3 separate regions of the Homo sapiens genome follow, and all the other regions are linked to region 2. A link is a loop called in an ENCODE intact Hi-C map of the cell type or tissue named here. Cell type or tissue: mammary epithelial cell. All regions are shown on one strand. Each heading gives the region's core, and the rest is flanking DNA. Links, peaks and the distances in the headings are about the cores only.

Region 1 (11,168 bases), core at 1,403-9,402, 1.9 Mb before region 2:
TGTTGAATAGGAGCGGTGAGAAAGGGCATCCCTGTCTTGTGCCAGTTTTCAAAGGGAATGCTTCCAGTTTTTGCCCATTCAGTATGATATTGGCTGTGGGTTTGTCATAGATAGCTCTTATTATTTTGAAATACGTCCCATCAATACCTAATTTATTGAGAGTTTTTAGCATGAAGGGTTGTTGAATTTTGTCAAAGGCTTTTTCTGCTTCTATTGAGATAATCATGTGGTTTTTGTCTTTGGCTCTGTTTATATGCTGGATTACATTTATTGATTTGCGTATATTGAACCAGCCTTGCATCCCAGGAATGAAGCCCACTTGATCATGGTGGATAAGCTTTTTGATGTGCTGCTGGATTCGGTTTGCCAGTATTTTATTGAGGATTTTTGCATCAATGTTCATCAAGGATATTGGTCTAAAATTCTCTTTTTTGGTTGTGTCTCTGCCCGGCTTTGGTATCAGAATGATGCTGGCCTCATAAAATGAGTTAGGGAGGATTCCCTCTTTTTCTATTGATTGGAATAGTTTCAGAAGGAATGGTACCAGTTCCTCCTTGTACCTCTGGTAGAATTCGGCTGTGAATCCATCTGGTCCTGGACTCTTTTTGGTTGGTAAACTATTGATTATTGCCACAATTTCAGAGCCTGTTATTGGTCTATTCAGAGATTCAACTTCTTCCTGGTTTAGTCTTGGGAGAGTGTATGTGTCGAGGAATGTATCCATTTCTTCTAGATTTTCTAGTTTATTTGCATAGAGGTGTTTGTAGTATTCTCTGATGGTAGTTTGTATTTCTGTGGGATCGGTGGTGATATCCCCTTTATCATTTTTTATTGTGTCTATTTGATTCTTCTCTCTTTTTTTCTTTATTAGTCTTGCTAGCGGTCTATCAATTTTGTTGATCCTTTCAAAAAACCACCTCCTGGATTCATTGATTTTTTGAAGGGTTTTTTGTGTCTCTATTTCCTTCAGTTCTGCTCTGATTTTAGTTATTTCTTGCCTTCTGCTAGCTTTTGAATGTGTTTGCTCTTGCTTTTCTAGTTCTTTTAATTGTGATGTTAGGGTGTCAATTTTGGATCTTTCCTGCTTTCTCTTGTGGGCATTTAGTGCTATAAATTTCCCTCTACACACTGCTTTGAATGCGTCCCAGAGATTCTGGTATGTGGTGTCTTTGTTCTCGTTGGTTTCAAAGAACATCTTTATTTCTGCCTTCATTTCGTTATGTACCCAGTAGTCATTCAGGAGCAGGTTGTTCAGTTTCCATGTAGTGGAGCGGCTTTGAGTGAGATTCTTAATCCTGAGTTCTAGTTTGATTGCACTGTGGTCTGAGAGATAGTTTGTTATAATTTCTGTTCTTTTACATTTGCTGAGGAGAGCTTTACTTCCAACTATGTGGTCAATTTTGGAATAGGTGTGGTGTGGTGCTGAAAAAAATGTATATTCTGTTGATTTGGGGTGGAGAGTTCTGTAGATGTCTATTAGGTCCGCTTGGTGCAGAGCTGAGTTCAATTCCTGGGTATCCTTGTTGACTTTCTGTCTCGTTGATCTGTCTAATGTTGACAGTGGGGTGTTAAAATCTCCCATTATTAATGTGTGGGAGTCTAAGTCTCTTTGTAGGTCACTCAGGACTTGCTTTATGAATCTGGGTGCTCCTGTATTGGGTGCATAAATATTTAGGATAGTTAGCTCCTCTTGTTGAATTGATCCCTTTACCATTATGTAATGGCCTTCTTTGTCTCTTTTGATCTTTGTTGGTTTAAAGTCTGTTTTATCAGAGACTAGGATTGCAACCCCTGCCTTTTTTTGTTTTCCATTGGCTTGGTAGATCTTCCTCCATCCTTTTATTTTGAGCCTATGTGTGTCTCTGCACGTGAGATGGGTTTCCTGAATACAGCACACTGATGTGTCTTGACTCTTTATCCAACTTGCCAGTCTGTGTCTTTTAATTGCAGAATTTAGTCCATTTATATTTAAAGTTAATATTGTTATGTGTGAATTTGATCCTGTCATTATGATGTTAGCTGGTGATTTTGCTCGTTAGTTGATGCAGTTTCTTCCTAGTCTCGATGGTCTTTACATTTTGGCATGATTTTGTAGCGGCCTGTTATTGGTCTATTCAGAGATTCAAATTCTTCCTGGTTTAGTCTTGGGAGGGTGTATTTGTCGAGGAATTTATCCATTTCTTCTAGATTTTCTAGTTTATTTGCGTAGAGGTGTTTGTAGTATTCTGTGATGGTAGTTCGTATTTCTGTGGGATCGGTGGTGATATCCCCTTTATCATTTTTTATTGTGTCTATTTGATTCTTCTCTCTTTTCTTCTTTATTACTCTTGCTAGTGGTCTATCAATTTTGTTGATCCTTTCAAAAAACCAGCTCCTGGATTCATTAATTTTTTGAAGGGTTTTTTGTGTCTCTATTTCCTTCAGTTCTGCTCTGATTTTAGTTATTTCTTGCCTTCTGCTAGCTTTTGAATGTGTTTGCTCTTGCTTTTCTAGTTCTTTTAATTGTGATGTTAGGGTGTCAATTTTGGATCTTTCCTGCTTTCTCTTGTGGGTATTTAGTGCTATAAATTTCCCTCTACACACTGCTTTGAATGTGTCCCAGAGATTCTGGTATGTTGTGTCTTTGTTCTCGTTGGTTTCAAAGAACATCTTTATTTCTGTCTTCGTTTCGTTATGTACCCAGTAGTCATTCAGGAGCAGATTGTTCAGTTTCAACCCTGTTTCAAAACAAAAACAAAAACAAGCAAAGCACAAGTCCACCGACATTGATACAGTCTACAGAGCTTAGTCAGACTTCATGTTTTATATGACCTCATCTGTATATGTGTGTGTGTGTGTGTGTGTGTGTGTAGTTCTATGCACTTTTATCACATGTGAAGTTTCATGTATCCACAACCTCAGTCAAGGTATAGAATTGTTCAATCATCACAAGGATTCTTCATGGTGTCCTTTTAGAACCACATCCACCAGCTTCCCTCTCCCCATTCTTAATCCCTGGCAACCCGAAATCTGTTCTCCATCGCTATAGTTTTGCTATTTCAAGAATGTTATAAAAGTGTAATCATACGGTATATAACCTTTTGGAAGTAGCTTTTTTTCACTCAGCATAATTCCCTAGAGATTCATCCAAGTTGTTGAATGTACCAATAATTTATTCCTTTTTATTGGTGAGTAGTATTCCATGGTAGAGATGTACCACAGTTTGTTTAACTAGTCATTTGATGAAGAACGTCGGGTTGCTTGCACATTTTGGCTATTATGAATAAAGCTGTTATGAAAATTCATGGTTTTGTGTGACTAAAACATGTCTTTCACAGAGCAAAAATTTTTTATTTTGATGAAGTCAATTTATCAATTTTTTCTGTTATAGATTATGCTTTTGGTGACAAGCCTAGAAAGTTTTTGCCTAGCCCGGGGTCCCAAAGCTTTTCTCTTATTTTTTTCTAAAAACTAAAAGTTTTATAGTTCTGTATTTTACTTTTAAGCCTGTGATCCATGTTGAGTTCATTTTTGTATAAGGTATGAGGTTTAGTTCAGGGTTTATTTTTTTACCTATGGTTGTCTAATGCTCTAGAGCAATTAGATAGCCAGATACTGGCCACTGGGCTGCCCCAAGGTAACTGTAGTCTCTAGGACATCAGGACACATGGCCCCAAAGAGATTTCACCTCCACTTCTGCCCAGCTCTAGAGCATTAGACAACCCTAGGCAAAAAAAAAAATAAAATAAAACAAAATAAAAAAATAAACCACTAGACAATTTAATGGCTGGAAAGAATATCCTTCTCCTCCATTGAATTGCTTTTGTACCTTTGTCAAAAAATCAGTTGGGCAGATATGTATACGTCTATTTCTGAGTTCTCTTTTCTGTCCCACTGGTCTGTTTGTCTATCCCTGTGAGAACCACAGAGCTCAGGCCTTTGAGACAGAATGCCTAGTACCACTTGCTAGCTTGGGTGACCCTGGGCAAGTCACCCTCCCCTGGCTTCCTATCTGTCACTCAGTATATAAAATATGCCTCCTGAGCCCCACATGATTGAACTCCTGCCTGCTTCCCCGTGACTGTCTCCTATTACTCTCCTCCTTGTTCACTCTGCTCCAGCCACACTGGCCTGACCGATCCTCAGTCACATAACACATGCTCCTACTTTTGGGGCTTTCACAGACTGTTTCTTTAACCCAGAATCTGCTTCGCACAGACATCCTCATGGCTACCTCCCTTCCTTCTTCCTTCAAGTCTTTTATCAAATTTCACCTTCTGAGTGAGGCTTTATTTAAAATGGCAAAGCCTCTGCTCCTCCCCTTTCCCCACTTTCTCTCCATGGCACTCATCACCATCTAAAACACAATGTCATGGACTTTTTTGCTCTGTCTCCTACCACTGCAGTATGAGCTCAATGAGAGCAGGAATTTTTGTTTTTGTTCACTGCTGTATTCCCAGTGCTGTGTCTGTCTAGTATAATATACCTTTTTAAATGAATGAAGAAATGAATAGATAGATGGATGGATGAATATGTGAGTGAGTGAATGAATGAATGAATGCCGTGAGCCAAGGCCCAGCTCACCTGAGCAGCCTCTCTGGCCCTTGGCTTGTGTCCTAAGCTTGCGACCCTAGAACCATCCACTTGCTTCTCTAAGGCTGGCCACCAGGTGGCAGTTGGAGCCTAACTTCTGTCTCATTTGCTTCCCTTTGCCTTCTCTTTGCTGCCTGTCAGTCTTGCCCAGGACATTTTGACCTTCTCTGCCTAGGCATGGCTAGAGGATTTTGTGAGAGCTCTTAAAGTAGGCAGCTTCAGTATTTAAAACTTTTTTTTTTTTTTTTGAGACGGAGTCTCACTCTGTTGCCCAGGCTGGAGTACAGTGGTGCGATCTCAGCTCACTGCAACCTCTGCCTCCTGGGTTTAAGCGATTCTTGTGCCTCAGGCTTCTGAGTAGCTGGGACTACAGGTGCGTCCCACCACACCCAGCTAATTTTTGTATTTTCATTAGAGATGGGGTTTCACCATGTTGGCCAGACTGGTCTCGAACGCCTGACCTCAAGTGATCCACCCACTTCCGCCTCCCAAAGTGATGGGATTACAGGCATGAGCCACTGCGACTGGACCAACTTTGCATCTTTTTATCCTTAGAAAGGTACTACCTTGTTCCTGCCACAGCCTGCTCTCTGTCTCAGATGGAAGAAGCCATATACTGGCCATTGGGCTGCCCCAAAGTAACTGTAGCCTCTAGGACATCAGGACACATGGCCCTAAGGAGATTTCACCTCCACTTCTGCCCAGCTTCAGCAAGCCTCTCCCAGGGTTACTGCACCCCTCAACTCGGTAAAGGCTAGGGACTCTAGCACCATGATTAAGCCTTTTGTGTCAACCTGGGTTTGATCTCCACTATGCCACTTATTAACCTTGTATCTTGGGTGATGTTGAGCAACTAACATAGATATTCAAGCCTCGGTTTTGTCAGCTGTAAAATGGGGATAATAATGGCATCAAACTCACCGGGTGGATGTGAAGATTCAATGTGATAACACGCATACAACATAAGTAGAGTGTTTGGTGTAGAATAAAGCTCACTTGAAGAAAAATGAAGGGCAAAAGTGGGAATAAACAAGACCAGGCATAGCAGGAACTTGCCAGGGAGTTTGAGGAGGGCGCCGACTAGATGGCTAGAAGGCTGAAGCCAAGAAAAGATGGGAGATCAAGGAAAGCTTCACAAAAAAGATCACGGTTCAGCCACAGGTTGTAAGACAGGTCAAATTACGCTAGTCAAGCTGGAAAGAGCGTTGCAGGAATAATGGTATGTGCAAATAAAGAGAGGTGTGAAATGGTAGCTACTCACAGTCATTCCAGGAACTGTAAGTAAGTATGAATTGCATGTTTCTTGTGGGAGAAGTGACAAGAAATACAGACAGATAAGCAGGGACCAGATCACAAAGGACCTCATGTGCCAGGTGAAGGAGACTGGACTTGATCTGGTGGGGGCAGTGGAGAGCCATCAAAGAGTTCTAAGCAAGGAATTGGATGGATGCAACTGATGACCTGGCAGTCCAGCTGCCTTGAAGGAAGACAGAAACTGGAGGCAGGTGAAAGATGAGCTGAGCTTAGACTGGAGAAGTTGTATTTGGGATGGAGATAAAGGGATGAAGTCCACGGATTTTTTTTTCAGAGGAAGAAACTGCCAAGAGCTTGCCTGAAAAAGAAAGAAGATCCAGGGACAGAGAAGGAAGTAGCATCATGGTACAGTTATTTTTTGCTTTTGTTTTTTGTTTGTGTGTTTGTCTGTTTGTTTGTTTTTTGAGACGGAGTCTCACTCTGTTGCCCAGGCTGGAGTGCAGCGGCACGATTTCAGCTCACTGCAACCTCCGCCTCTCAGATTCAAGCGATTCTCCTGCCTCACCCTCCCGAGTTGTTGGGACTACAGGTGCGTGCCACCACACCCGGCTAATTTTTGTATTTTTAGTAGAGACAAGGTTTCATCATGTTGGTCAGGCTGGTCTCGAACTCCTGACCTCAGGTAATCCACCCGCCTCGGCCTCCCAAAGTGTTGGGATTACAGGTGTGAGCCACCATCCACCATGCCCGGCCAGTACAGTTTTTTTTTGTTTTTTGTTTTGAATATGGGTGAGACTTGAGATTCTTCTATTCCCCACAGGGCCTGGCACTAAGTAATTGAATGAGTGGAGGGAGGGGCACCCAGAACAATACTTGCCAAGAAGCAGGGCCCTATCCCAATTTCACCCTGGTCCCCACCCTCTGACTTTCCTGTTGTCTCTGAGACAGAGCCCTACAATACAGGGGGTGAGAGGCTGGTCTTTTTACTCAGAGCTTGGATTTCCCTTCTAATGGAGGAGTTTCCCTAAAATGGCCCCCAAGGGCTGAGGGAAACTTATAGGCCAGCTAGGGAAAGCGTTCATTTCCTGGTACCCCAAGATGTGACTCCTTTCAAGAAAAGCCCAGCAGTTTTCCTCTACCTATTTCAAAAGCGTTCACTCCCTCCCCAACTTCTCTTTTTCATCTTTCCCCCAGGGAGAATATTGGTCCCTACTTTTCCCATCCTGTATCAATACTTCCTGCCCTAGCATGGGCCTACTTAAAAGTTTCCAAGGCCTAGCCCAGGTTCATGGTTTTGGGGCAAATTGAAGGACCCCAACAGCATGGCCCAACCAGATCTCAGCCTACTCCTGGCCTTGCTGTTTCTGCAAAAGCAGCAGAATAAATCATTCTGCCTCCTTGTTGCAAGGCTACCTCTGCCCTGAGGCTGCTATCTTCCCCATGCTGGGGACTTTTGCCTTCCTGGCCCAGTCTTGGATGAAAATATGGGAGCTGGCCCGGCGCGGTGGCTCACGACTGTAGTCCCAGCACTTTGGTAGGCCGAGGTGGGTGGATCACTTGAGGTCAGGTGTTCGAGACCAGCCTGGCCAACATGGTGAAACCCTGTCTCTACTAAAAATACAAAAATTAGCCAGAGGCCAGGCGCGGTGGCTCATGCCTGCAATCCGAGTACTTTGGGAGGCCGAGGCTGGTGGATTACCTGAGGTTAGGAATTTGAGACCAGCCTGGCCAACATGGTGACACCTTGTCACTACTAAAATTACAAAAAATTAGCCGGGCGTGGTGGCGTGTGCCTGTAATCCCAGCTATTCAGGAGGCTGAGGCAGGAGAATCTCTTGAACCCAGGAGGTGGAGGTTGCAGTGAGCCGAGGTTGCACCACTGCACTCCAGCCTGGGTGACGGAGCAAGACTCTTGTCTCAAAAAAAAAAAAAAAAAAAAAAGGGAGTCCTTGGTAGATAAGAGACAAATGAATAGTTATAGATGCATACTTTGCGTTAAGTGCTTTACATTTGTCATTGCATTGAATCTCCAAAACAACCCTGTGAGAGAGGTATCATTATTTTACAGATGAGGAAAGAGGCTCAGGGAAGTCACAGCATTTGCCCGAGATTATTAGACTAGTTAATGGTGAGCTTGGGAATTGAACTCATGTGTTTTTTTGTTTGTTTGTTTTTTGAGATGGAGTTTCACTCTTGTTGCCCAGGCTGGAGTGCAGTAGCGTGATCTTGACTCACCGCAACCTCCACCTCCCAGGTTCAAGCGGTTCTCCTGCCTCAGCCTCCCGAATAGCTGGGATTACAGGCACGCACCACCACGCCTGGCTAATTTTGTATTTTTTTTTAGTAGAGACGGGGTTTCTCCATGTTGATCAGGCTGGTCTTGAACTCCCGACCTCAGGTGATCCGCCTACCTTGGCCTCCTAAAGTGCTGGGATTACAGGCGTGAGCCACCATGCCCAGCCAACTCATGTTTTTGTTTTTTTTTTTTTTAACCTCAAAACCCCTTTTTACCCCGTAAGTTATATTCTCCAGGGAGTAGGGTTGGGGGTGGGGGTTGGGGAGTGGAGAACCTTCCTGGTTGACTCTTTTTCCAAGGGAAAGGGCTAGAAGTTGGTTCCTCCTGTCCTTGGTGGGTGCTTCATCTCCAAGGAAGAGTAACTGTGGGTGGGCAGCATCCACCCTATGGCATCCAGAAATAGATTCATTGTTGCCTCTCCCTCCTTTCTTGGTCACTATCTGGTGAGCTCCTGGGGCAGGGGCTGAGCAGGCAGGCTCGGATTTGCTGTTCCCTTCAACAAGCCTCTTCCCATCTCTGAGCCTTTTGTTGTGCTAGTTATAAAATGAGAGGGTTGTCAGAGAGAAATGCTCTCTAAGGTCTCTTCCAGCTCTAACATTCGAGGATCATATTGATTGCATTGTACCGTAAGACCGCCTGATTCATTCATGGATAGAAACAAATTTCCTGTTGCCATAGGGAACAAGGGGTTTTTGAAGTAGAAAAAGATACACTCAAGGAGGTAAGATAAACTGAAAGAGCATGGGCTTTGAGTCAGCCAGACTTGGGTTAAAATCCTGTACGCTGGGCAGGTCACTTCACTTTTTTGAGCTTCTCTCATTATCTAGTAAGACAGGAACAACCACCCCTACTTCTTGGAGTGAGGTAATGTATTTGGCATTACATTACACAGATCTTGGTGCTCAAGATCTTTTGTTTTGAGGGTATGGGGTTCATCTCTTCCTCCCCAACTCCACCCTACTCTTTCACTAGCTCCCAAGATACTCTTCTCTCTCCCCAACCCTGATGGCCAGGCCGAGTGTTTTCTGCCAGGGCTTCTGCTTCCAAATGTTTCTGGCAGGGCTCCCATGTAGTGTGGAACAACTTGACCTCTCTCACAACCTTCTTCTAAAAGTTCTAGGGGGGATGGTGCAACTGAGGCCAGACCAAGGCTTCAACACTTGGACTTTTGGGGCAACCAGCTGAAGGTTTTGGTCTCAGAAGCCCTCCACCAGCTTCACTGGCTCTGCTCCCTCATCCTGGCTTCCAACCTCCTGGACCATAACCATCTGGCTAATGACAGAGCACTCCAGTTCTTGTGTCGCTTTTGGGTTCCATATCTCTCGGCCAACTGCCTCAATGGTGCCATAGGTGGTCAAACTCAGCTTCTTGGAGAGCCTAAATCTCTCAGATAACTACATGACTCGCCTGGCCTGGGGCACCTTCTTGGGCTCCCCTTTGCTGTTGGATCAACCTGAGCAGCAAGTACATTCTGGAAATTGAGTCAGGGGCCTTGGCTGGCTTGCCCCTGCTGTAGGAGCTCAGCTCGGCCAGCAATTATCTTCACTGCATCTCTGCCTTTAGCCTCCCCAACCTGTGGCAGCTCCACTAGAGGCCCAGTGCCCTGCAGTTATTTGCAGCTGAGGAGTGAGATGGGGCATACTAGTTTCAGGTATTAGACCCGAGTCATAACTGGCTTCTGAGCACCTTCCCACTTCTCCCTACCCCAAACCATCTCTGACAGTTTCCCTTCTTTGACAACTACCTGATGTCTCTAGAACCAAATCCCCTATCTCCAGTATGGGGGGTTGCCAGTTGGTACTAAGAGGTGACTAGTGGAATCTGACTCGGAGCAGCCATGACGTAACATCCAACCTGAGTGACATTATCTTGGCATATCCCACTTGACCTAAGTAGAAACTGACTGGTATCATTCCCAAGAGACTTCCTTGGTAGGCTTCCTGCCCTTCAGCACCTCAGCATGGCCTAGAACTGTCTCTGAAATGTGACAGCCCACTGCCCATGGCGTCACCAGTTCCAAGGCCATTCCCTACTTCTCCACTGTCCTTCTGCCCATGACATCTCTGGATTTCCATGGAATCTGATTCAGTGTGCGCCTGTCTGGTTTTTTGAGATTATGCCCAGGCTGAAAGCTGTAGACTTGGAGGACAACATATTGTACCTGTTTTGGGGGCATGGAGCATCGGGAAAGAGCCCCTCCCTCAGAAGCACCATTGACCCCCGGCCCCAGCCTTCACCAGGACAGCTTTCCTAGTGAAGAATCTGAGCCTTCGAAAGAATGAGCCAGGGTCCTACGTTTAGGAGTCTGCCCCTGCCACTCTCCACTGCCTGGATCTCTCTGGCAACATGAGGATGGTTTTTAACCCCAGGGACCTTTTGAGGCTTGCAGTTCTCCTTGCAGAAGCTTTCTCTGTAGGCCAATGGGATGAAGCGCTCCCAGGCATGGCCCCTCTGCCTGCAGAAGCTCCATGTTTTGGACAGCCCTGATAAGGTGAGAAGCCTTCCTGAGGGCCTTGGCTGGTTCCCCCTGGCTAGTCTGGGCCTCCACTACAATAGGCTGCAAGCCCTGGAAGGAGGGACCCTGAAAGCCATACCTGGCCACCTCACTAACTTAGCTATCTCTAGCAATCTTCTCCACTGCTGGATGCTTTGCTAAGGGCCAATGTGAGTGTGCTAGACTTAGAGGAAGGACAGAGCATATATCTTGGCAGTAATGGGTGACCACAGTCCACCATGTATGAGGCGTGGGGGCCTTGGGCTACCTGGACTTTGCTGATGGTGACTGGCCTGCTGGTCATCTGCTGTGGTCTGACCACCCTACTGAAGAAGAAGCATTGTTTAGCTCTTGTCTGCAGTTCCACTGCAATAAGATCAGCCTTAGACCTGAGCAGGAAACTTGAGGTAGAGGACTGTGGTGGGATTCTTTTCAAAGCATGGCCCCAAACCCCTTCGGCATGGGACAAAAGAAGATAATTAGGGACTCTGTGCAGAAGGATGAGCATAAAAGCAGGCCACAGGGGCTTCCTACATACAGAGATGGGCATAT
Region 2 (11,168 bases), core at 1,322-9,321:
GGTTCTGTTTTGACATAGAAACTAATGAAAGGTAAGCTGTGCCGCTGTGAATTGGCAATGTCCCCACGTGCCAGATGCTTAGCCTGGGTAGGTCTTTTATTTTCCTCCGTCATCCCACGTTGATGACAATGAGTAAGTCTATTCAGGACTTTGTTGTGAGTCTATTCAAGCCAGCTCTTCTGGCTGCCCTTCCCAGGGATCCCTGCTAGACCTGGCCCAGTGCTGCTTTTCTCTGTGCAAGCTTCTATCAGCTTTGCCTCACTTGCTCTGGGAAGAAAAAGTCTCTCCTGGGATTTAATTTGCTATCAGATGTGCAAAAGGTCAACATTTGGTGATCTTGCAAGAAGGAAAGGATAACAAAGCTCATTCTTTGTTAAATCTCCTAATATCACATAAAAGAACAAATGAATTGGCACACATTTTTGAGGGAGGGAAGATGGGGTGGAGGGTCGTGGTGTTATTAGAAAGTCATTTCCCCCCATTTGGTGCAAAAATGATGCAGACCTTCCCTACTTTACAGATACTCAATGAACTGGAAATAGTGTGATTATCACCTTTCAGATCTTACAGCTAAGGCTTGCACATTTTGGACTTCGTTGTGTTTGTTTCTCCCCAGTGCCCTCTTTTTTTACTTGAACCTGAGCAGTTTTATCAGAGGAGAATTTTAACCATTAAAATTTCAAATGAATGCATTTGGCATTATTGTGGAGAAAGACATGCTTTATAGTTGGGTGGTTGTACCAAAATAAACAGAATAAATCTGTTTCTAGATTTTATCTCAACCTTTTATTTCTAGATGTTAGATACTTAGTAATAGAATAGAATTTTGCAAAATGATCAGATTGCTAGAAAGGAACTTGAAGGGTGAATTACAATATCATGTGAACAAAACTAGCAGTGACTGGGATCATAACAATCAGACTAAATGATGAGGGCATTTTTAAAAAAATTGGGGAATAAAGGACTTAGCTTGTTTCATTATTTCAAAATTGAGAGATTATTATTTGACCCTCACAATTTCGATTTGTGAATTTATATCATTTCTTTGTTAAAAATGGATGATCCCAATTGAGGTGGCTCTGAAAGTACGTATTGTTGCCAGTAACCATGAGACTGTCACTCATTTTCCTGATAGCCTCAGTTCCAGTAGGAAGGGGAAAATTATTGTTGGCTGTGGCTTCCCTTTTTTGCAAATAATATCCCCAACTCAAGCAGTTGCAAACAGTTTGTCCCCGTGGTTAGGGGCTAGGATGAATTTATGTTTCTTGTACCTGGTGCTATGCATGGCTCATGATAAGTACTAAATTTGATGTTTATTTTTAAGTGTTTTTTTCTTATCCTAGAATGCTGAAGAATTTTCGACACTAGAACCCAGGGATTAAAGTTTTGATGCATCTACACTTTTAGTTATCATATACTGTGCACTTTACAAAACATTCCCTCATTTAATCTACACCCCCCCCATTTTACCAGTGAGGAAACTGAGACCCACATATATTTAACTGACTTGCCCAACTAAAGTCACATAGGAAATGGTGAGGCTGAGCTCAAACCCTGGTCTGTAGGTCTCCAAAGCCCATGCTGGTTTCTTTTTGTTTGTTTTGAGATGGTGTCTCTCTCTCTTGCCCAGGCTGGAGTGCAGTGTTGCACAACCTCTACCTCCTGGGCTCAAACGAGTCTCCTGCCTCAGCCTCCTGAGTAGCTGGGACTACAGGCGTGTGCCACCATGTCCAGCTAATTTTTGTATTTTTAATAGAAATGGGGTTTCACCATGTTGGCCAGGCTTGACTTGAACTCCTGGCCTCAAGACATCCACCTGCCTCGGCCTCCCAGAGTGCTGGGATTATAGGCGTGAGCCACTATGCCTGGCTCCATGCTGTTTTTAATTTTTTATATTGTCTATTATAAGCAGAAGAAACAAGCTGCAAAGTAGAGCGTTAAATATAATAATGAACAGGTGCTGAGGCCCCTCTCTGCATGTGGAGTCTTTTGAGTGACATGACATCTGCTTTTCTGGCTAGTCAGTCTGATATAAGGAACAGAGTCAGGCTTCCTAGCAGGCATCAGGCAGCTGTACTCACATTCCCTGGAGCACAGAGCAAAGGGCTCTTGGAGCCACTTTTTCTATGTCAGGAAGAGAGGATAAGATTTTTTATTTTTTTAACTTTTAATTTTTTAGAGAGAGGGTCTTACTCTGTTGCCCAGGTTGGTTTGCAGTGGCACAGGTTCAAGTGATCCTCTTGCGTGAGCCTCCTGAGTAGCTGGGACTGACAGGTGTGCACCACCATATCTGGCTAATTTTTTATTTTTTATAGCTATGGGACCTTGCTATGTTGCCCAGGCTGGTCTTCAACTCCTGGCTTGCAGTGATTCTCCTGTGCCAGCCTCCCAAAGTGCTCATATTACAGGTGTGAGTCACTGCACCTGGTTCTAAATTTAGGCTCTTAGCAGTATTTAAAATGACAGGCTCATAGCAAGGCAGAGCTTGAAATGTTTTAATAACAGCAACAACAATAATTGTAATAATAATAAAAACAATTGCTAACATTTGCCAAGTACCTCCTTTGTGACAGGCACTGTTATCAGCCATTTAAGCGTATAATTTCCTTTAGTCGTCACCACAGTCACATGAGGGAGGTGATGTTATTTGAATTTTGGTTTGTGAATCTGTATCATTTTTGTGTTAACAATGGATGACCCCATTCAAGATGGCTGTGGAAGTATATATTGTTGCCAGTAACCACAAGACTGTCATTAAGAGGTGCTTTAATGAAGTAAGAGAAGGTAGGACAGGAACCCCATGATTCCAGCAGGTAGAACAGGATTCCTGTGATATCAGTAATGGAAAGGACCTCCCAGCTCCTGTGTTCCAGAACCCTTTCAGATAAAGAAACTGAGGTCTAGAAAGGCCTAGTTACTTATCCAGGGTGGCTGAACTCTCTTGGCATTGCTTTTATCATTCTATGACTCTAGGAGAGGTCTCATCTTATCACAGAATTTGTGGAAGGAACAATGTTTTCCTAATGGCTCAGCAAGCCAGGAGAATGCAAGGAGACTTTATACCTTGCATAAAGTATGGTTAATCTCAAAATTCCAGATGAGTCACAAAGATCTAAAAAGACCATAAAGAGCATAACAGCTTGGGATATCTCTGGGTAGTTAGTAGTGTCTTAGTCCATTTGTGATGTTATGACAAAATACCTGAGACTCAGTAATGTATAAACAACAGAAATTCATTTGTCACATTTCTAGAAGCTGGAAGTCCAAGCAGTTTCAGTGTCTGGTGAGGGCCTGGTCTCTGTTTCCAAGATGGCATCTTGTTGCAGTGCCCTCCAGAGAGCACCAACACCGTGTCCTCATATGTCAGAAGAGATGGAAGGGAATGAACCTACTCTTTCAAGTTTTTGTAAAAGGGCCCTAATCCCATTCATGAGGTTCTACCCTTATGACTAACTCACCTCCTAAAGGTCCCATTTCTTAATATCATCACATTGGTAGTTAACTTTCAACCTATGAATTTTGGGGAATATTCAGACCACAGCAGGTAGCCTGCAAATAAATAGAATAAAACAGGGTTCGAAGCCGTGTGCCAGGCAGAAGAGGCCTTATATTGTAGTAATGAAGAATATGGCTGCTGGACCAGACTTTCTGGATTTAATTCCTGTCTCTAGTAGTTCCCTGCTATATGACCTTGGATAATTACTCTGTGCCTCAGTTTCCCCTTCTGTGAAATAGAGATGATTACTGTAACTGCCTTATTATATATATTAACTGAGTTAATATACATAGTTTACTTGGAACAAAATTTGTCACCTAGTAAGCATTCAGTAAATATTAGTTGTTTTTATTAGTCATAAAATTGCTTATTAGCCAAAACGCCTCCTCCCTGTGTCTTAGCCAGTACTCATGTTGTTGAATTTATTGCAACTCAAAATGTTTCTTGGACATCGCAGGTGCTGGAAGAAGCAAAGCCATTTTACTGAGAGATAATGTGCCTCTGATGTTCATGCTCATTCCTAGAGCTCAGACAAAGTGGCTGGCTTCCAACAGAGTAAGGCAGTGAGAGCCTTTGTTTGGTTCAAGCACAATGGGGCCAATTTAAGTGTGCATTATGGAGGCGTCTTGACAGTTACCTTCCTATTTCTTGCAGGATCTGGGCACAAGGCCACCAAGATACCACCCCCGCCTCCATGGTTCCCAAAGTTACTGTTCTGTAAATTGCCTATTGTTTTCTTGAGTAAAAGAGATTTTGAAAAATTAGTATTCTGTAAGCCTATGCTTGTTCAGTGTGACAAACTCCAGGGCAGAGAGGGACCCTAGATCACAAGACTCCATTCTCTCAGTTGAATTTTCTGCTTTATACTTACCATTTTTTTCCCCCTCAGGCCAGGAACCATCACTCTGCAGGCCCTTTCAGAAGCTAACAGAAGGCTATGGATGGAAGCCATGGATGGGAAAGAACCTGTAAGTTACCTGACACTGGGGAAACCTCCCCAGCATATGCCAGTGTATGAGTGCCCTCTAGTGGTATCAGTGGGTCTCAGACAATTAAATGGTAATGGATTGTTTAGTCTCAGTTTTAGAGCTGTAAGGAATTGTTTCCACATCTCTTAGCAGGTAAGGCAACTGGAGTTCCAGAAAGGTTGAGGGACTTTTCTGAGACCACCCTCAGAGAAGACACCAAAACCGGGCTTAGAATGCAGATCTCTCAGCTCCCTGCTCTAGTGTTAGACTATGTAGCTATGCCCATGAGCTTTTCTTCAGAAAGAATGAAGCCATTTTTCAGGTTATAAAATCAATATGTGTTAATTAATTAATATGTGTTAATATGAAAAATAATTGCCATAGTTATAAATAAGCACTTATTAAACATTTATTCAGAATGATTTTTCTGCCTCACCCTTATACCACCAACTCAGCTTATTCTCTTTGAGGGTACAGCTGGTAGCGGAGATGGCATTGCCATCCTGTATCACAAGATGTACCGTTCCATTTAGAACACGGTTATGCAGGAGGACAAGCAATCCCTTGAAAGGGTTACTGATTATCATCAAGCGACCAATAGAAACAGTTGGAAATAATTGAAAAACATTCTGGTTTCTTAGTGGCATATTAAATAATATCAGCTTCCTGGTGTTGGAATTCCAAAAGCTTGGATATAGGTACTAGTTCTGCCATTAAATGGCTATGTGACTCTGGGCAAATCATTTCACCTCTCTGAGATTCAGTTTTCTTCTCCTCAGTAAAAGGGCTTTAATAATTTCTTTCTACCTATCTCACAGGGTTGCTTAGAAAAAACAGATGGAAGTCATCTTGTAAACCACAATGTGCTAGCCGATCTGAATGATGGGATACAAAACTCCTAAGATCCAGCAGTGTTCAGATACAGTCTTATTTCTTTGCTGTATTCAAGTGAAAAACTGGCTAGGAGGGAAAATGCATTCTAGGTTTTTCTTTCTATGTGTCCTCAGTATCCTGGAGAATTTAGAGGGGTAACTAGATCCCAGATTGCACTTATAGTAAACTGGAAGGTAGCAGGAGAGACTTGGTATTCTGAAGACTGCCATCCAGAAAATATTCCAGCACTGTCTTCCTTCTGTCACCTTCCAGAAACCTGCTGCTGAACTCTTTCATGCTTGTGACATTTCTGTAGGCAGATGCTGGGAAGCTCAGCAAGGCATTTATCTTTCAATTCCCTCTCCCAAGTTTGCTCTCCCTTTAGGTTTTCAAGAATCAAAGGATGCAGATGGCTTTCTGTGGAGAATGATGTGAGCACATGGGCCCACTGAATGTGGATCCATACCAACTTGATCATGGCAGATTTTTCCACAAATCCCTTGTTTAGAAAAGTAGCAGAAAAGGCTGGCTGGCACAAAAATATCTCCCACTGAAATATCTGTGGGCATACACACATATGCAGAACTTATTTTAAGGAGAGGCTGTTCAAACAGACTCTTAACAGATGGCATATAGAGGGCTCATTTCCTGCAACCTCACATTACTAATGTTGTTGCTCCTTTACTAAACACTCCAGTTCACTAGTCTTACAAATCTCATCCATGCCTTTGCCTAAACTGTCAAAGAAGATCAGGGCTTGAAGGAATGTCTACTCCAACCCTGATCACTTTACTGATATAAATTTTGAGATCTGGAGAATGGAAAGGGCATGCCCAAAATTTCCTAAGAGGTAGAGGTAGAGCCAGGACTAGACTTCAAGAGTCAACAGTCTTCTTTCTGGTCTCTCACATAGCTATCACAGCACATACTCCAAGACAACACAGACAAATCTTGGTGTATTCATGGATCTCTTTCAGATGGACATTTGCCTTTCCACAGAGAAGTATTCATCAACCAGTCTTTGAGGGTGGGAGATTGGTGTTAGGAACATTTAAATTTTATAATGCCCATTAGACAGGTACATAGCCATGAGGAAAACACTTTCCTGGTCTCTTGCTTTATCATAAAAATGCCCCAGGTGTTACATAAGTAAATATCTAAGATGGATTAGCTAAAACTGTAGCTATGGTGAACTGTGTGAAATTCAGTGTAATTTTCAGGGATTGTTCAAGTATTTTCTTTCTTTCTTCCTTCCTTCCTTCCTTCCTTCCTTCCTTCCTTCCTTCCTTCCTTCCTTCCTTCCTTCCTTTCTTTCTCTCTCTCTCTTTCTTTCTTTCTTTTTTTTTTGACAGAGTCTCGCTCTGTTGCCCAGGTTGGAGTGCAGTGGTGTGATCTCAGCTCACTGCAGCCTCCACCTCCTGGGTTCAAGAGATTCTCCTGACTCAACCTCCCAAACAGCTGGGATTACAGGTGCACGCCACCATGCCTGGCTAATTTTTGGATTTTTGTAGAGATGGGGTTTCATGATGTTTGCCAGGCTGGTCTTAAACTCCTGACCTCAAGTGATCTGCCTGCCTTGGCCTCCCAAATTGCTGGGATTACAGGCATGAGCCACCACGCCTGGCCTGTTCAAGTATTTTCTAGCAATCTTGGCAAAGCAATTATGTTTAGCCCACTTGGCTATCTTTTTAACATCCTGGAGTTTCTAATCATTTTTAATGCCTATCTGGGGAAAGATATTTAATATTATGTTCTCTGTTTTCCTATATTGATTGACAATAGCCATGGATCTTTCTGTTTATCTTCTTTTGTAGATCTACCACAGCCCTATAACAAAACAGCAAGAAAGTGAGTCACTTAAGTTTTTGGTCTACTAGCATTATAAACTGCCAGCTGTCCGATTCATAGTAAATACCATCATTAATGATGTGTACTACTAACGCAAGTCTGAATATGGATGCCTTTGTGTGAAATAAAATTCAGCCATATATTTTTTAAATGTGTCTGGTAATTGAACTAAGGTAGACACTTGGTGTTAGCTTACATCGTGGGTAGAGAAACATATCCTTCCTGTTCTGGAAGCATGATAGAAATTGTATTTTTAGGCTAACATTTCACATATGACTTTGCTCATGCTGAAAGCAGACAATTCAAAGGGCTAAATATAAGTATTTTGTGTTATAAGAGTTAAAATGTTAAACCTCCCCTGAAAAAATGACTCTTTCCATTTAAGGGTGACTAGAAATGAGCAACTAAAAACCCTTAGCTCTCTCAATGCAGTCCCTTTGCATGGTCATTAAATGTTTAATAGGTGACACCTGTTGCAGCAGGATCTAACTCTTTTCCTTTGCTTGAAACAGTGGAGCTAAATGAAGTGGGCTTCAAGTTTGTCAGGAAGTGCATCAATATTATTGAGACCAAAGGTAAGATCTGAACCATAGTCTTGGCATTGTCTGAATCTCGTCACTCTGATTTTATCCTGGGCAATTTCTCTGAAGTAGCGTTTTAGGAATGAAGACTGTTTATAAAGCTTGTGTAGTAGATGCAAGCTAGAAAATTTCAGAAAATTCTAAACTAGTGGTATGCAAGCATATTTGGATAATTTGGATTCCTGCTTTTAAAGAGCTTATAAGTTTATAAAGTATTCTCAAACAGTACCTGGCACTCCTTAAGCAGTGTCATGATGGTTCTATCCTAAATGATCAAGAGTTCAATTTCTGCCACAGTACATACTGGTATGAAAATTGATGGGGCAGAGCCAAACTCAGGGAGATGTGGAATCAGCATTCTTCCTGGTTGCCGATACTCCCTGGTTTCCTTCTGAGGATATTTAGACTGTGGGCAAGTGTGGTATGTGAATCAAGTCTCTTTGTTCTTTGAAATGTTTTTTTAGTCTTTCTTGGTGCAGGAAATGGCCTTTTGTTTCACAGCTGCCTTACTCCAGCCCTCTCGTGATTTATATCACTGCTTAGAAGCAACTTGAGGGTTGATCCTTCCTCCTTTTTCAATTGAATGAACTTCTTTCTAAGATGGCAGCACCATTCTCAGCTTTCTGCTGCCGCCCAAACTAAGCATATGCTTCTATTTACTATAGAGTTTGTTTTCTTCTCTTCAGATTAATGAGGGTTTGGTACACTCCAAATGAAAGGATGGATAATTTGGAGAGATGCTGTAGGACTATTCCCCTGTTACAGGGAAGGCTGGAGAACTTGGAGTATGTAGTGTGACCCCTTCCTATCTGAATTGACCCTAGTGTACCAAGGGGAGATGACAACTCTAGCTATACAAGTGAAATTAACCTGATTTTTTCCTCCACTAGGGATCAAGACAGAAGGGTTGTACCGCACTGTGGGCAGCAATATTCAGGTTCAGAAGCTGCTGAATGCCTTTTTTGGTAACAATTTTACTTTGATAATTCTTATTGGGAGTACTTTATGTGTTACAAAGAAATGTGACTGGAAGAGAAAGGAGACACTGCTAAAATGTGGTAGAATAGTTGAAAAAAGTATTTTCTAAAGTAAAACATACACATACTTGCCCACCCTGGGCAGAGTCAATCGTACCTTGAAAATGGCTGTTATCTCTCCTTCCTCGTATCCCATTCACTCCAGAAACCCTCAGCAATACAACTTCTTTCCCTACATCTCAACTGGAACTGTGTGGCCAGGCTTAGTCGGTATCTTCTTACCAAATCCAGTGAATACTTTTGAGTTTGTGTCTTACTTGATCTCCTTGTTGACCACTTTCTCTTTTTTGAAACTTTCTCCTTACATGACTTCGTGACTTCCATAACACATCAGCACTCTTCTGATTCTTCTCACATCTTTTTTTTTTTTTTTTGAGACAGGGTCTAGCTCTGTCGCCTAGGCTGGAGTGCAGTGGCATGATCATGGCTCACTGCATCCTCAACCTGAGCCTCCTGGGTAGCTGGGACTATAGGCGTGTGCCACTACACCAGGCTGATTTTTAATTTTTTTGTAGTGATGGGGTCTCACTATATTGCCTAGGCTGGTCTTGAACTTCTGGCCTTCAATCATCCTCTTGCCTTTGCCTCCCAAAGTGCTGGGATTACAGGCATGAGCCACAATGCCTGACCTCTTCTAACATCTTATAGGATTCCTTTTCAATAACTTGCTGAACCTTTATCTTTCTGTTTTTTACACCTTGACTGTGTGTTTCCTACAGTTCTATCTTTGTTCTTGGTTTACTTCTTTTTTTTTAATATGTTTTTCTATTGATTGATTTTTTTTTATTCTGGTTATGGCTCACATTTTTGTTTCTTAAAAAACATTTCTTGTAATCTTTATTGGTTGCTGGATGTTGTGACTTACTGAATGTCTTGATTTTGTTGATTTCTTTTAAAGAGGACTGAATTTTGTTTTGTGGGCAGTTATTTGTGGATCAATTTGATTTATTTGAGTCTTCTTTTTAAGCTTTGTTGGGCCAGATATAAAGTATCCACCCCCAGGTAAGGTTGTTGAGCTCTTTTTCCACATAGCTCACTCTTCTCTGGTACTGTGCCTTGCTAGTTATAGCTGCTTCAACCTTCCTAAACTTTGATCCTTATCTCTTCAGCTGAGCAAGACTTCCATGCTCAGCTTGAGTTCCCACTCCATCTGCTGCAATCTAAAAAGTGCTTTTAAGAAGCAAGCTGTGGAGAAGGTAGCAGTTATCTTGTTTGTATCCCTCTTCTCAGAGTCATAGTCCTGTTTTGTCTGTTGCTCAATAACTACATGCAGGAGTTTCCTATATACTGTCCAGTTTTCTAGTTGTTACAGCAGGAAGGCAAGTCTGATACCAGTTAGTCCACCATGGCTGGCAGTGGTATTCTCTCTTTATGCTTTTTACTAGCACCTCTATGCTGACAACTCACAAAATCTCTGTTCCAGACATCATCTGATGAGTTCTAAATGCAAATATTCACTTGCCCACTGCACTTGTGCTTCTCAGTCATATTAAGGTCATGGCACATATCAGAATGATCATCTTTATATAGCATGCTCGGGTAAATGGACATCACTGAGGCAAGAAGCCCTAAAGGCTGAGGGAGTCAATATTGGAGTCTCTGCACAAGCTCTCTTTACATAGATGGTTCACAGGTATCTACCTGCATTTCTCTCCCTGCAAACCTACCCTTCTTCCTTTCGTGGGTGGCAGTGAAGCATCTTGTAAGCTGAGTTTTCACAGTGTCAGAGAACAAATTGAGTGTGGAAAACTGCAGTTTGGATAAAATACATATTTTTTGGTCCTTACTGTGATGCATAGCTAATCTCTCACAAGCCTGCAGGTCTGACAACCAACCCTACTCACATTTGAGGATGTTACAGCACTCAGTCATAGCAGGTGTGGTTTTTGAATTCCAGATTACATCATTAGTACCTCATCATCTGTTTTCATTAATCACCTTACATTCTTGACTTTTAAAAATTTGGATTGCTTATTCCTGGTCAATTTGCAACCCATCTCATTAGCTAAGGACACTTTTTCATATGTAAATCAGCTGACATCGTGGTCCAGCATATTGAATCTCTGAAAAATTATTGAACTCAGATATTTATTCAGATAACTATTGAACTATTGAAAATTCTGTTTCCAGTATCACTCTTATATCTGTTGTATAATAAGCTAAAAAATGCCATGCCAGGCATCCCACTGATTCTCTTATGGGCTTTAATAGGACTGAAGTGGCTCCTTCAAATCACACACGGCAGTAGAATTTGATTCAAGTATTAAGGAAAGTGGTAGAGTTGGTGTATTTCATTTATTCAAAACCATCCTCCAAATATTAACTCTCATAGGAATATCTAAAATATAGACCAGGAAGTTCTAGA
Region 3 (8,000 bases), core at 1-8,000, 320 kb before region 2:
GCTGAGGTGGGCAGACTGCTTGAGGCCAGGAGTTTTATTTTTTTATTTTTTTTATTTTTTTTTTTTTTGAGACGGAGTCTCACTCTTTCGCCCAAGCTGGACTGCAGTGGCGCTATCCCGGCTCACTGCAAGCTCCGCCTCTTGGGTTCATGCCATTCTCCTGCCTCAGCCTCCCGAGTAGCTGGGATTACAGGCGCCCACCACCACGCCCGGCTAATTTTTTGTATTTTTAGTAGAGACGGGGTTTCACCGTGTTAGCCAGGATGGTCTCGATCTCCTGACCTCGTGATCCGCCCGCCTCGGCCTCCCAAAGTGCTGGGATTACAGGCGTGAGCCACCGCGCCCGGCCAAGGCCAGGAGTTTTAGACAAGCCTGGGCAACATAGGGAGACCCCCATCTCTACAAAATATTTAAAAACTAGCCATGTGTGCCTACAGTCCCAGCTACTCAGGAGACTGGCAGAAGGACTGCTTGAGCCCAGGAGTTTGAGACTGCAGTGAGCTATGATTACGCCATTGCATTTGAGCCTGGGTAACAGAATGAGACGCTGTCTGTTTTGACAGAACTCTAATAAAGAAAGCAGTCATCAGACTAAATGATAGGCTTGAAAATCAAACTGTCAATAAAGGTACTATTAATTTGTTAAATGTTTACGGGTATTTACTATCATATTAATTTAACATTTAGGCCGGGGTGGTGGCTCTTGCCTGTAATCCCAGCACTCTGGGAGGCCAAGGCAGGTGGATCACTTCAGGTCAGCAGTTCGAGACCAGCCTGGCCAACATGGCAAAACCCGTCTCTACTAACAACACAAAAATTAGCTGGATGTGGTGGTGGGGCACCTGTAATCCCAGCTGTTCCAGAGGCTGAGGCAGAAGAATCTCCTGAACCCTGGAGGCAGAGGTTGCAGTAAGCTGAGATTGTGCCATTGCACTCCAGCCTGGGCAACAGAGCGAGACTCCATCTCAAAAAACTAACAAACAAAAATTTAAACATTTGCCTTTCCCTTGGAGATCATTAACTCTTTATGTGTCAGCAGCTTCCAGGAATATTATGTAATAAATGTAAATATTGTAAATTAGCAGCCTCCAGAAATGTATTTTGTAGTAACCACTAGAGCATTTTTTAAAATATATATATATATATATATATATTTTTTTTTTTTTGAGACAGGTCTCACTCTGTCACCCAGGCTAGGGTGCAGTGGCACAGTCACGGCACTACAGCCTTGATCTCCTGGACTCAAGCAATCCTCCCACCTCAGCCTCCCAAGTAGCTAGGACTACAGGCTTGTGCTACCAGGCCTGGCTAGTTTTTTTATTTTTAGTAGAAATGAGGTCTCGCCATGTTGCCCAGGCTGGTCTCAAACTCCTGAGTTCAAACAATTCTCCTGCCTCGGCCTCCCAAAGTGCTGGTATTACATGTATGAGCCACCATGCCTGGCCAGTGTACATTTACTGATGAGGACAATATAATAAGCAAAATGTTTCAATCTCTGAGATTCCAATCTAAATTTTTAATGTCTGCCTGTAATCCTAGCACTTTGGGAGGCCGAGGTGGGTGGATCACCTGAGATCGGGAGTTGGAAACCAGCCTGGCCAACCTGGTGAAATCCGTCTCTACTAAAAATACAAAAAAATTAGCTGGGCATGGTGGTGGGCGCCTTTAATCCCAGCTACTCAGGAGGCTGAGGCATGAAAATTACTTGAACACAGGAGGCGGAGGTTGCAGTGAGCCAAGATCATACCATTGCACTCCAGCCTGGAAGTCAGAGTGAGACTCTGTCTCAAAAAAAAATGAAAATAAAAATAAAATAAAATCAATTTTTAATTTCTGCCAGAAGTTTGATTTACATATTCGTTTACATATTTTTTTATCCTACAAAATGATGTCAGTTTTATTACCACAGAGACTTTGCCTTATAAAGTACTTACGATAAGGTACAGTGAGATAGATTAAGCAAACCCTTAAAAACCTCATATACTTACAATCTCTCAAAAGAGTATTACTTTTCCTTGGGTACAAAACATGCATGAATTTTTTCCCAACAGCTTTTAGATCACGCATCTGAAAGACAGAAACAACTTGTTGTATTGTGATGACCAAGGTTGCCAGCAGCCTTACTTAATTTGCTAAAATTTCTTTCATTTCAATCTCCTGTGAACTCTTCACTGAATTTTGCAGATAATTCCAGTTCAACTCCTTCACTACACAAACAAACCAGAGAGGTAGGGTATGCTTTTTCTATTAACTTCTTAAGCCAACTTTTAACACCTTTCCACATCTGTTTTGATCTGTTCTGTTTTGATGTTGAAAAAATCCATAAAAAAGAAACACAGCCCTCCCAATAGGCTGCTTAAAGAAACTAAAACAATTGTACTATAAAAAGCTGCTCTACAAAACACAGTATGTGACATTCAGTTCATAGAAGATGAGGTTCCAAGGACCAATTAGCCTGCTCTCTAGCTACTACATTCTTTGCAATATATGAAATAAATTTTTAACATTCCCAATTTAATTGGTAAATGAATCCTAGATGCCAGATACAAAAAAAAAAAAAAAATCAAGAAACTGGAAGAAGGGTTCAGTAATACAAATACAACCTCTCAAAGCACCACTGAGCTAATTCTGTTTTAATTTTTTCACCTAGAATTTTACCCGTTATTAAACACTTTGTAAACATAATTTATAATAGTTGCTTAGCATCCCACCACAAAGATATAACATAATTTACCTAACCAATACCTCATCTGTGGTTCATTTATTTCTAGCTTTCCCCTATTACAAAGAATGCTATAATAAACATCTTTGTATATTGATACTTTAATGTTGAAAATTTTTGTTTTACATTTTAAAACTTTCCTTATACTACATTTGGAGAAGTATGATAATATATTGGTTTAAAAAGATTTGGACATTTTAAGACCTTTTTTTTGTTTTTTGAGATGGAGTCTTGCTCTGTCGCCCAGGCCAGAGTGCAGTGGTGCGATCTCGGCTCACTGCAACCTCAGCCTCCCGGAGACAAGCGATTCAGTCTCCCAAGCAGCTGGGATTTCAGGCATATGCCACCATGTCTGGCTAATCTTTGTATTTTTAGTAGAGATGGGGGTTTCACCATCTGGGCCAGGTTGGTCTCGAACTCCTGAGCTCAGGTGATCCGCCTGCCTTGGCCTCCCAAAGGGCTGAGATTACAGGCGCGAGCCACCGCACCTTGCTGTTTTAAGATTATTAATATGCATTATAACCAAACTGCTCTCCAAAAAGGCTGTACCAAATTAATCTCTAGGATAAAATATTAAACTTCAGTATATAAAATATATTCAAAATCAGTGAACCAAATGAAAATATTGCAAAGTACTATTAGTTACTTAGTCCCATGATACTGAACAGAAGTTCTCTCAACTAGTCTAACTTACGATGGTATTGCGAACAGATTCATTTAATGTGGAGCTGTCAAACTCCCGGATGCGAGATCTCATAGGAATGGTGATTTCTCCTTCTACGGGGATGTCTTGTGAGATGGATATATCTGAAAGGCCTGCAAACTGAGAAGAGTCAGGGGAAAAAAAGTAAGCCTGTAATAAACTGTAGCATTCCTCATATATATCATCATTTCCTAGAGAGTTGGGACCATGTATTTTGTAGGGTTTTACATAGGAAAGTAGGTGTTAGCTCAACAGACATTACACAATGCAGTTAACAATAATCCTCAAATTTATTTCTTTAAAGATTAAACATAATGAAAAAACTAAAGTAAATGTCATAGACACCTTCTTGCCCACCAACATTTAGCATAAAATCTTCACATGGCACAAGCTAGCAAGACTGAGATAATAATTGTAAAGTTATTAAAAAGTGACCTTTTAGCAATCACTGTCTTAGAATGGCCACGTTTCTGTTGCACTTCTGCTCCCTAACAGGCTCTAGTGGCCTCTGCTGGCTAAAAATGAGCATTACATGAACCATAAAGGCAAGTGCGGGAAACAGGGAAATAGCAAAATATACCTTGATTACAGTCTTTACAGGTTACCTGGCAATCACAGAGCAAATAAAATTTTCAAAGTGAATAAAGAATGTGAACTTTTAAATTCATAGTCATCTGCCAAATGTTATTACAACCGAAACTCAAATCTACAAATTCCTAAGAAAATAGAGGCAATGCCTTCTCATACAGTTTTTGGGCCAGTAGGCACAATTTTTAGTGGGCAACAGTTGCAGATAAAGGAAACACAAGACAGTATACTGAAATTTTAGAAAGAATGAGGATGTTCACATCCGTCAAATTTTATTACAACCAAAACTCAAATCTACAAATTCCTAAGAAAATAGAGGCAATGACTTCTCATACAGTTTTTGGCCCAGTAGGCACAATTTTTAATGGGCAACAGTTGCAGATAAATGAAATGCAGACAGTATACTGAAATTTTAGAAGGAATGAGGATGTTCAAAGAATTTGTAAAAGGCTGGGCATGGTGGCTCATGCCCGTAATCCCAGCACTTTGGGAGGCCGAGGCGGGCAGATCACCTGAGGTCGGGAGTTTGAGACCAGCCTGACCAACATGGAGAAATCCCATCTCTACTAAAAATACAAAATTAGCTGCGCGTGGTGGCGCATGCCTGTAATCCCAGCTACTCGGGAGGCTGAGGCAGGAGAATCGCTTGAACCCGGGAGGTGAAGGTTGCGGTGAGCCGAGATCACGCCATTGCACTCCAGCCTGGGCAACAAGAACAAAACTCCGTTATAATAAAATAAAATACAAAAAAATACAAAAAATAAACAAATAAATAAATAAATAAAATAAATAAAATATAAAATATAAAATAAAATAAAATAAAATAAAACAAAAACAATTTCTTAACCACACTCATATTTCTTAAATATAAGAAACATGCCATAGAATTTTTTTTTAAAGGTTTCTTATAGAGGAAAGAAAGGAATAGGATAGAGCAGACAGGGAGAGAAACTAGGCTTTTTTCAATATATGTTGTCCATATAAATGACTTGCAATCATATAAACACTTCACACAATTATTAAACAAAATTAAAATTTGAAGGAAGCAATCCCTGAAACTGAGAGAAAAAATTAAACCAATGAAACTACCATGTATTGAAATAAACACACAACCACAAAGATAGCACCTATTTCAAGTGACTATATAACACTGTAATTTGACTTCTGATTAAGATATAGGAAGCTGGAAAGACCATTCCCCAAGTAGAATAATGAGAAAAGGCTAGATACTTTACTGAATCATAACTTTCCCTGAATTCATCTGAGAACTGAGTTGTAGGGAGACCAAGTAGCCTGGATGAAATCTAAAGAAAGCCAGGTGCTTCCACGAAGAGACATCAGCACTGGCTCAACAGTAGCAAAGCATGAGGGGAAGACAATGCTGCACACCACACCACACAGATGGGTAAGAATTCAAATAAAATTTTAAATAAATTGCTAAAGTCCAAGTATGGATCAGCACAAGAGTACAGAATCCCTGGAAGCAATAGACGCAAGGGGAGTTCACACCCACTTACAGGCTCTTCTCTAGAAAAAAGCCCCTAGAGGAAAGAGCCTTAAAGCCACTTAGACAAAAACAAGTTGCCTTCAGAACACAGGTGACAACTCACTGAAGCTGGAGAAAGGGAAAAGGAAAAGCTCTCTACTACTAAGGGATGGACAGAAAACCATCCTGGGCCCAGACCATTAAGAGTTTCCTTCAGCTAGGAGGGGGACAGGATCACTAAGAAAGTGCTACCCAGGAGACCCAGGGACACATGGTCTGCCTAAGGCAGAGACTAGACTATGAAAACAAAGAATCCCCTTTCCCTGGCCCCTATCACCAGGCTAGCAAGTATGGAGTAATAAACAACAGCAGTCTACTGCTGGAGGAAGTGCTAGAGCTTAGAAAGAGACTCACCATGAGATGCAAGGGCAAAGACAGAAGCTGAGTACAGAACATGAACATTAATAAAAACATTGGGGCTGGGTGCAGTGGCTCATGCCTGTAACCCCAACTCTGGGTAGCTGAGGTAGGAGAATCGCTTGATGCTAGGAGTTTGAGACTAGTCTGGGTAACACAGTGAGACCCCCATCTCTACAAAAAATGTTTTTAAAAAATTAGTTGGGCATGGTGGCATGCAACTAACTGTGGTCCCAGCTACTGAGGAGGCTAAAGTGGGAGGATCACTTGAGCCCAGGAGGTCAAGGCTGCAGTAAGATATGATCACGCCATTGCAATCCAGCCTGGGCAACAGAGTGAGATGCTGTCTCAAAAAAAAAAAAACAACAACAAAAAACAAAACACTGGGACAACATAGCACCCCCACCCCTAAACTCAAGGTAACAACAGAGGAATCTGAAGCTGGTGATGCACTGAAGGTAACCATAGCAACAACAACAACAACAAAACAAACAAAGCTCAACCCTGACTAGACTGACTTAACCCCTACTGACTGACAACTCAGCAGCAGAGATGTGCCACTTCTAGCAGTGTGTACATGATGTCCAGCGTTCAATATCAATAACAAATTATCTCCCCCATACTCACATGAAAAAACAACCCACTATGAGACAAAGCAATTAACAAAACCAGGCTCTGAGATGACCAAGATGTTAGAATTATCAGAAAAGAAATTTAAGATTACTATGTTTAATATGCAAAAGGCTCTAGTAGAAAAGGTACATGCATGAATGATGATGAATTTCTGCAAAGAGATGGAAACTGTAAGAATCAGATGGCAATGCTAGAAATACATGAACATAGTAACAGATAAAGAATGCCTTTGCCAGCCTTATCAGTTACCTCAATACCAAAGAAAGAATTCAGAGCTAGGTCAGTCAAAATTATGCAAACTAAAACAAAAGGAGAAGAGTAAAAGAAGAAAAGAAAAAAGAATAGAGTATCTAGGAACTATGGGAAAACATTAAATGGTCTTATTATGTAAATAATTGGAATCCCAGAAGAATAGAAAGATAATGGCTCTGAAGAGATATAGGCTAACCGCAGTGGCTGATGCCTGTAATCCTAGCACTTTGGGAGGCCAAGGCAGACAGATTGCTTGAGCCAGGGAGTTCCAGACCAGCCTGGGCAACATGGCGAAACCCCATCTCTACAAAAAAATATTTAAAAATTAGCCAGGAGTGGTGGCACACACCTCTAGTCCCAGCTACTCAGAAGGCTATGGTGGGAGGATCACCTGAGCCCAGGAGGTCGAGGCTTGCAGAGCCCAAGATCACGCCACTGAACTCCAGAGTGAGACTCTGTCTCAAAAAAAAAAAAAAAGAATAGCTGAGAATTTTCCAAAAATAATGAGACATCAAATGACAGATACAAGCCAAGAGAACCCCAATCAAGATGAATACCAAAGGACAAAATGAAAAAATCCACAAACCTAGACACAAACTATTGAAAACCAAAGATAAAGAGAAAATCTTGAAAGTAGCCAAAGAGAAAGGCATTGCATTTACAGGAACAAAGATAAGAATCACAATAAAAGGCCGGCATGGTGGCTCACGCCTGTAATCTGAGCACTTTGGGAGGCCGAGGCAGGTGGATCACCTGAGATCAGGAGTTCAAGACCAGCCTGGCCAACATGGTGAAACCCCATCTCTACTAAAAATACAAAAAATTAGCTGGGCATGGTGGCAGGTGCCTGTAATCCCAGCTACTTGGGAGGCTGAGACAGGAGAATAGCTTGAACTCAGGAGGCGGAGGTTGCAGTGAGCCAAGACCATGCCACAGCATTCCAGCCTAAGTGACAGGGCGAGACTCCATCTCAAAAAAAAAAAAAAATTATAATAGACATCTCTAACAAAATATAAACAAACAAATAAACAAAGAAAGACATCTCACCAGAAACTATGCAAACCAAAAGAAAATGGAGGGACACTTTTAGAGTGCTAAAAGAATAAAACTATCAACACTGAATTCTAAACCCAGCAATAACTATTAAAAATAAAGTCAAAGTAAAAACGTTTTTCAGACAAGCAAAAGCTAAAATATAT

What was found. A loop is a pair of places that touch in the nucleus more often than their neighbours do. Peaks named below come from ENCODE experiments on the same cell type or tissue, not always from the same donor. Only the 100,000 strongest peaks of a DNase experiment are listed, where the experiment ranks them.
Region 1: a loop joins it to region 2, with 22 times the contacts of the local background. A loop is called at or near these places in 3 of 110 quality-filtered maps.
Region 3: a loop joins it to region 2, with 8 times the contacts of the local background. A loop is called at or near these places in 6 of 110 quality-filtered maps.

What each region holds. Positions count from the first base shown.
Region 1 is chrX:70,091,054-70,102,221 of GRCh38, reverse strand. No RefSeq gene overlaps it. Among named protein-coding and RNA genes, the nearest start is that of OTUD6A, 34 kb to the right of the region's middle. In mammary epithelial cell, for the core only: CTCF peaks have their summits at 4,643 (motif pointing right) and 5,966; no DNase peak of the experiment used is centred there.
Region 2 is chrX:68,190,482-68,201,649 of GRCh38, reverse strand. It overlaps OPHN1 (oligophrenin 1), which reads left to right. Exons shown (of 25, transcript NM_002547.3): 11 at 1-31; 12 at 4,386-4,464; 13 at 7,152-7,185; 14 at 7,698-7,760; 15 at 8,657-8,731. Among named protein-coding and RNA genes, the nearest start is that of OPHN1, 240 kb to the left of the region's middle. In mammary epithelial cell, for the core only: a CTCF peak has its summit at 4,512 (motif pointing left); a DNase peak (open chromatin) is centred at 4,489.
Region 3 is chrX:68,507,394-68,515,393 of GRCh38, reverse strand. It overlaps YIPF6 (Yip1 domain family member 6), which reads right to left. Exons shown (of 7, transcript NM_173834.4): 2 at 3,417-3,545; 3 at 1,989-2,067. Among named protein-coding and RNA genes, the nearest start is that of YIPF6, 12 kb to the right of the region's middle. In mammary epithelial cell, for the core only: a CTCF peak has its summit at 3,937 (motif pointing left); no DNase peak of the experiment used is centred there.